2 separate regions of the Homo sapiens genome follow, and region 1 is linked to region 2. Evidence: read pairs that join two places in POLR2A ChIA-PET (ENCODE). Cell type or tissue: PC-9. All regions are shown on one strand. Links, peaks and the distances in the headings refer to the core of each region. The heading gives the core; the rest is flanking DNA.

What was found. Peaks named below come from ENCODE experiments on the same cell type or tissue, not always from the same donor. Only the 100,000 strongest peaks of a DNase experiment are listed, where the experiment ranks them.
Region 1: POLR2A ChIA-PET joins it to region 2 with 11 read pairs; 8 of 35 experiments call an interaction of 5 or more read pairs at or near these places.

The regions. Positions count from the first base shown.
Region 1 is chr14:52,761,556-52,764,373 of GRCh38, reverse strand. All of the region lies in intron 9 of STYX (serine/threonine/tyrosine interacting protein), which reads right to left. Among named protein-coding and RNA genes, the nearest start is that of GNPNAT1, 29 kb to the left of the region's middle. In PC-9, for the core only: no CTCF peak of the experiment used is centred there; no DNase peak of the experiment used is centred there.
Region 2 is chr14:52,699,423-52,702,240 of GRCh38, reverse strand. No RefSeq gene overlaps it. Among named protein-coding and RNA genes, the nearest start is that of ERO1A, 5.3 kb to the right of the region's middle. In PC-9, for the core only: no CTCF peak of the experiment used is centred there; a DNase peak (open chromatin) is centred at 1,350; H3K4me3 peaks cover 868 bases; H3K27ac peaks cover 2,500 bases.

The sequences.
Region 1 (2,818 bases), core at 186-2,685, 62 kb before region 2:
ACTCAAAAGGTAGCAAGCGAACAGAAAGAGTAGGATTCACAATATTAAACGAGGTTAACTGCAAGGTAAAATAACCGAAATTTGTCCAGGCACAGTGGCTCACACCTGTAATCCCAGCACTTTGGGAGGCCGAGGTGGGAGGATCATGAGGTCAGGAGTTCGAGACCAGCCTGGCCAACATGGTGAAACCCCGTCTCTACTAAAAATACAAAAATTAGCCGGGCGTGGTGATGCATGCCTGTAATCCCAGCTACTTGGGAGGCTGAGGCAGGAGAATCACTTGAACCCAGGAGGCAGAGGTTGCAGTGAGCCGAGATCGCACCACTGCACTCCAGCCTGGGCCACAGAGCAAGACTCTGTCTCAACAACAACAACAAAAAACCCTGAAATTTAAACAGGGTACAACTAAAATAAAAACCTAACTTGAATTTTTATGTACCAAATAGTTAAGTACAGAAAAAAACTTGCAGAACCAAAAAAGGGGAAATAAAGAAAAAATAAACACAATATAGTAAAAGATTTCAATTCACTGATTTCAGCCCAAGACAGATCAAGTGGACAAATACATTTAACTTTATCCCCTGAAAACAGAATGCATCTTCTTTTCAAATGCCCATAAAATTCATGAAAACAACTACATATTAAACCACAAAGAAAACATCAAAAAATACAAGTACTACAAAACATTCTGTGATTACAATGTAATAAAACTAAATATGAACAAAAATAAAAAATTTAAAACCCAGTCACCTATACAATAAAAAAAATCTCAACACATATTAGATAAAAAATGAAACCAAAACTGAAATCACAGAATATCAAGCTATAACATAAAAATAATGCAGATGAGAATCTGCAGCATGCGACTAACACAATGCAAAGAGGATAATTAATAGCCTTGAATTTTTGAAAGAATAAAAAGAAACCAAGTTTTCAACTCAGGAAATTCACAACAGCAGCAGCAAACAACACTAAAGCAAAGTACCAAGGAAGCAGAAATTAGAATACAGAAAAACAACATGGACTAACCAGATGAAGAAAAAAAATAATAGAACCAAAAGATATTAAAGTACAAGATATTATTTTCCTTAATTCTATGTAGAACTCTTATGAAATCAATGATTACACAGAAGATCATAAATACATCCAAAGTGACCTGAGGGGTATCAGAAAATCAAACCAGGCCAGGAGCAGTGGCTCACATCTGTAACCCCAGCACTCTGGGGGCCGAGGCGGGCGGATCACCAGAGGTTAGGAGTTTGAGACCAGCCTGGCCAATGTGGTGAAACCTCGTCTCTACTGAAAATACAAAATTAGCCAGTTGTGGTGGCAGGCACCTGTAAATCCCAGCTATTCTGGAGGCTGAGGCAGCAGAATCACTTGAACCCAGGTGGCAGAGGTTGCAGTGAGTTGAGATTGCACCACTGCAGTCCAGCCTGGGCAACAGAGCAGAAGACTCTGCCTCAAAAAAAAAAAAAAAAAAAAAAAAAAGAAAGAAAGAAAGAAAGAAAGAAAAGAAAAAATCAAACCGATACACCAAATGAAGAATGTTGTCTGAGAACTGGTCTATTGTCAAAATATATGAATGAATGAAATAATGAATAACTGAATTAGATAAAACATTATGGTCAGATATTTCACAGGTGCCATATACTAATGCATTAAGAGACAAGTAACTCCAATCTAATTTAAATTGATCCATGGCACAAAGAGAAATGGAAAGCTTCCACTAAAAAATGAGAACACTGTGACAGAGATAGTAAAACCAGAAAAGGATAGTACAGAAAAAAAAAAGAAAGACAAACCAATTTACTATTTAACTGATTCCAAAATCCTGAACAAAAAGATTAGCAAATACAATCCAGCAATACATTAACAGAACAGTCTATCATAACCAAGTGGGATCCATTGCTGGACCAAAAGGATGATTCAATATTAGGAAATCCAATCTAATGTGATCCAGTAACTCAAGTCACCATATTAACGGTTCAAAAACTAGAACTAGCCATTCCATAAGCACCTTAAAAAAGAAAACTTCAAACTTCTAAAGGACATATCAGAATTTGGTATAAAATAAAAATGATATTTCAAATCGGTAGGCTATAAATAGATTTCCATAATATAAAAAGAGCTCTTACAAACCGGTGAGAGGAACACCAACAAATGATCACAAAAATCTGATAAAACATTTTTGGGCCAGGAGTGGTGGCTCACGCCTGTAATTCCAGCACTTTGAGAGGCCAAGGTGGGTGGATCACCTGAGGTCAGGAGTTCAAGACCATCCTGGGCAACATGGCAAAACCCTATCTCTATTTTTTTTTTTCTTTTGTGACGAAGTCTTGCTCTTGTTCCGCAGGCTGGAGTGCAATGATGCCATCTCGGCTCACTGCAACCTCCGCCTCCCGAGTTCAAGCAATTCTCCTGCCTCAGCCTCCCAAGTAGCTGGGATTACAGGCACCTGCCACCACGCCTGGCTAATTTTTGTAATTTTAGTAGAGACAGGGTTTCACGATGTTGGCCAGGCTGGTCTCAAACTCCTGATCTCAGGTGATCCACCCACCTCAGCCTCCCAAAGTGTTGGGATTACAGGCGTGAGCCACCACACCCGGCCATCCCATCTCTATTAAAAATACAAAAATTACCTGGGCGTGGTGGCACGTGCCTGTAATCCCAGCTACTTGGGAGGCTGAGGCAGGAGAATTGTTTGAACCTGGGAGGTGGAGGTTGCAGTGAACCGAGATGGCGCCATTGCACTCCAGCCTGGGTGACAGAGCAAGACTCCATCTCAAAAAAAAAAAAAAAAAAAACTTTTGGCTAC
Region 2 (2,818 bases), core at 163-2,662:
TCTCTAATCCCGAGTTCCACTCCCTTAATTTTTAAATGTGTTTCTACTATACTTACCTTTGTATTTCTAAATAATATCCTTATGCTGCTATTTCTTGATATATAAATTTTGGGATTTATCTTCTGACCAAATTAGGAAGATAAAGATTTAGCACCCTTACTCCAGACTCCCACTTTTCCTACTTGCATCCTCCATGAATGCAATATATGTAAATTTTGGTTAAATTGCTATCCAATATTTGTGTCATTGTGGGGCTATGTATGTCAAGCAGTATACTATTTGCTTTATTAAAAAATTTTTTTTTGGCCGGGCACGGTGGCTCACACCTGTAATCCCAGCACTTCGGGAGGCTGAGGCAGGCGGATCACGAGGTCAGGAGATTGAGACCATCCTGGCTAACACGGTGAAACCCCATCTCTACTAAAAATACAAAAAATTAGCCGGGTGTGGTGGCAGGCGCCTGTAGTCCCAGCTACTCGGGAGGCTGAGGCAGGAGAATGGCATGAACCCAGGAGGCGTAGCTTACAGTGAGCCGAGATCACGCCACTGCACTCCAACCTGGGTGACAGAGCGAGACTCTGTCTCAAAAAAAAAAAAAACACATTTTTTTTTTGAGACAGAGTCTTGCTCTTGTTGTCCAGGCTGGAGTGCAGGAAATCGAATTGAAGGAGAGAGGAATCAGCATTGTCAGAATGCAGCAGAGATTTCATGAAAATTGGTCATTGGGTTGGGCAATAGGAAGGCCATGTAAAGAGGAGTTTCAGGGGAGTAGAGCTGGAAACCAGACTGCATCATGGGTTAAAATGTGAGTGGGAAGTTGAGGAGTGAATGATAAGTGAAGTCAGTGACTGCATACAGCTTGCTTTCAGGAATTTGAGGTAAAGAAGGTGAAGATGTTACGTGTCATGTCTTCCCCCTTCAGATGATTCTAAGCACCTTGAGACAAATGTCTAGTAATGTACCACGTGTGCAACCATATTCAGTAAATATTAATGACAGGAATGATTCTAATAAAAATATCAGCACTAAACCCATTAGGTTTTTACTTAGCCTTTCTTTGTACTAATTTATTTCCTTTAAATTGTTTTCTTCCAGTCTATTCAATGACAGAAATTGTATGGGTACTGAGAAGCTTCCCACAGAAATCCCCACATACCATTTTGAGACACTGGACTCAAGCCATTTCCTGCTTTGGTCATAAAAAAAAAAATAGTCGCTGTTATTTACACAGTAATCAGAATTCCATCAGGAAATGCTGTGTGCATTAAATCTAAGTCATGTTATTGTTATAATCACTAGTATTAGAAAAACAAGTTTGTGACCTTGTTCATCTCTAAAAAATTTAATGTTGTTTAGCAAAGTTGTAATGAATGGGAAGTTGGGCTTTCAGAAATCAAAGGTTGATCTATGTACCCTGTGGGTGCTCTTTAAATAGTTAATGAATGACTAATCAGTGATTTCATGGCCTCTAACACAGGTGAGACGATTGCCTGAGCAGGTATATTTGAAGAAGCAAACTCATGCAAAGGGAGTTTCCTTCTGGCCTGAAAGATTCTCATGGACACTTCAGTGATATTCACATCACACACATAAAACTGTATTTACTTATTCTAAAATCGCTTACAAATCTGAAACAAAACATTATAATTATCTAGACAATAAGGTAAAAAAAGTGGATACTTTTTCTAAGTTTGCTAGAAATTTATTCTGGGAAAGAGTTTGAGTTTTATGGAAAATAATTTCTATCATGAGAACACTGACATTTTTAAGCTCCCCCAGGTTACAGGTCATTGCATTAGGGTAAAATGTTAAGCTGATTCATATTCAGATTGCTTCCTTCTAAAATCATAGGCTTTATTAATTTCCTCTTTTCTTATTGTGTTTCTCATTTTTGATGGCCTAATCTTCATTTATTAGTACTGTGGCCAGTGAAAGATTTTCATTTATTCCACGAACATGTACAAAGACAAGATCCTTGTTAAGGATCTCTGGGAGTCTCAGGGACATTTGAAACACAATCCCTGCTCAAGAAGTTTAAAGATGTTACAATTCAGTGAAGAAATATGAAGTAGAAAATATCATAAAAGATTATATACTAATGCTGAAATGAACATGGGAGTGCAGATATTTCTTTGACATACAAATTTTATTTTTATTTTTAAGACAGAGTCTCGCTCTGTCACCCAGGCTGGAGTACAATGGCATGATCTCAGCTCACTGCAACCTCCGCCTCCCAGGTTCTAGAAATTCTCTCACCTCAGCCTCCCGTGTAGCTGAGACTACAGGCACACACCACCATGCCTGGCTAATTTTTTGTATTTTTAGTGTAGACGGGGTTTCACCATGTTGGTCCGGCTGGTCTTGAACTCCTGACCTCAAATGATCTGCCCGCCTCAGCTTCCCAAAGTGCTGGGTCAGGCGTGAGCCACCATGCCCAGTCTGACACGCCAATTTTAATACCTTTGTATATACACCCAGAAGTGGGATTGCTGGATCATATGGTAATTCTATTTTTAGTTGTGTGTGTGTTTTTTTTTTGTCTGCTTTGTTTTGTGAGATGGAGTCTCGCTCTGTTGCCCAGGCTGGAGTGCAGTGGCGCGATCTCGGTTCACTGTAACCTCTGTCTTCCAGGTGCAAGCAATTCTCCTGCCTTAGCCTCCAGAGTAGCTGGGACTACAGGCACGTGCTGCCACGCCCAGCTAATTTTTGTATTTTTAGTAGGGACGGGGTTTCACCGTGTTAGCCAGGATGGTCTCCATCTCCTGGCCTCATGATCTGCCTGCCTCGGCCTCCCAAAGTGCTGGGATTACAGGTGTGA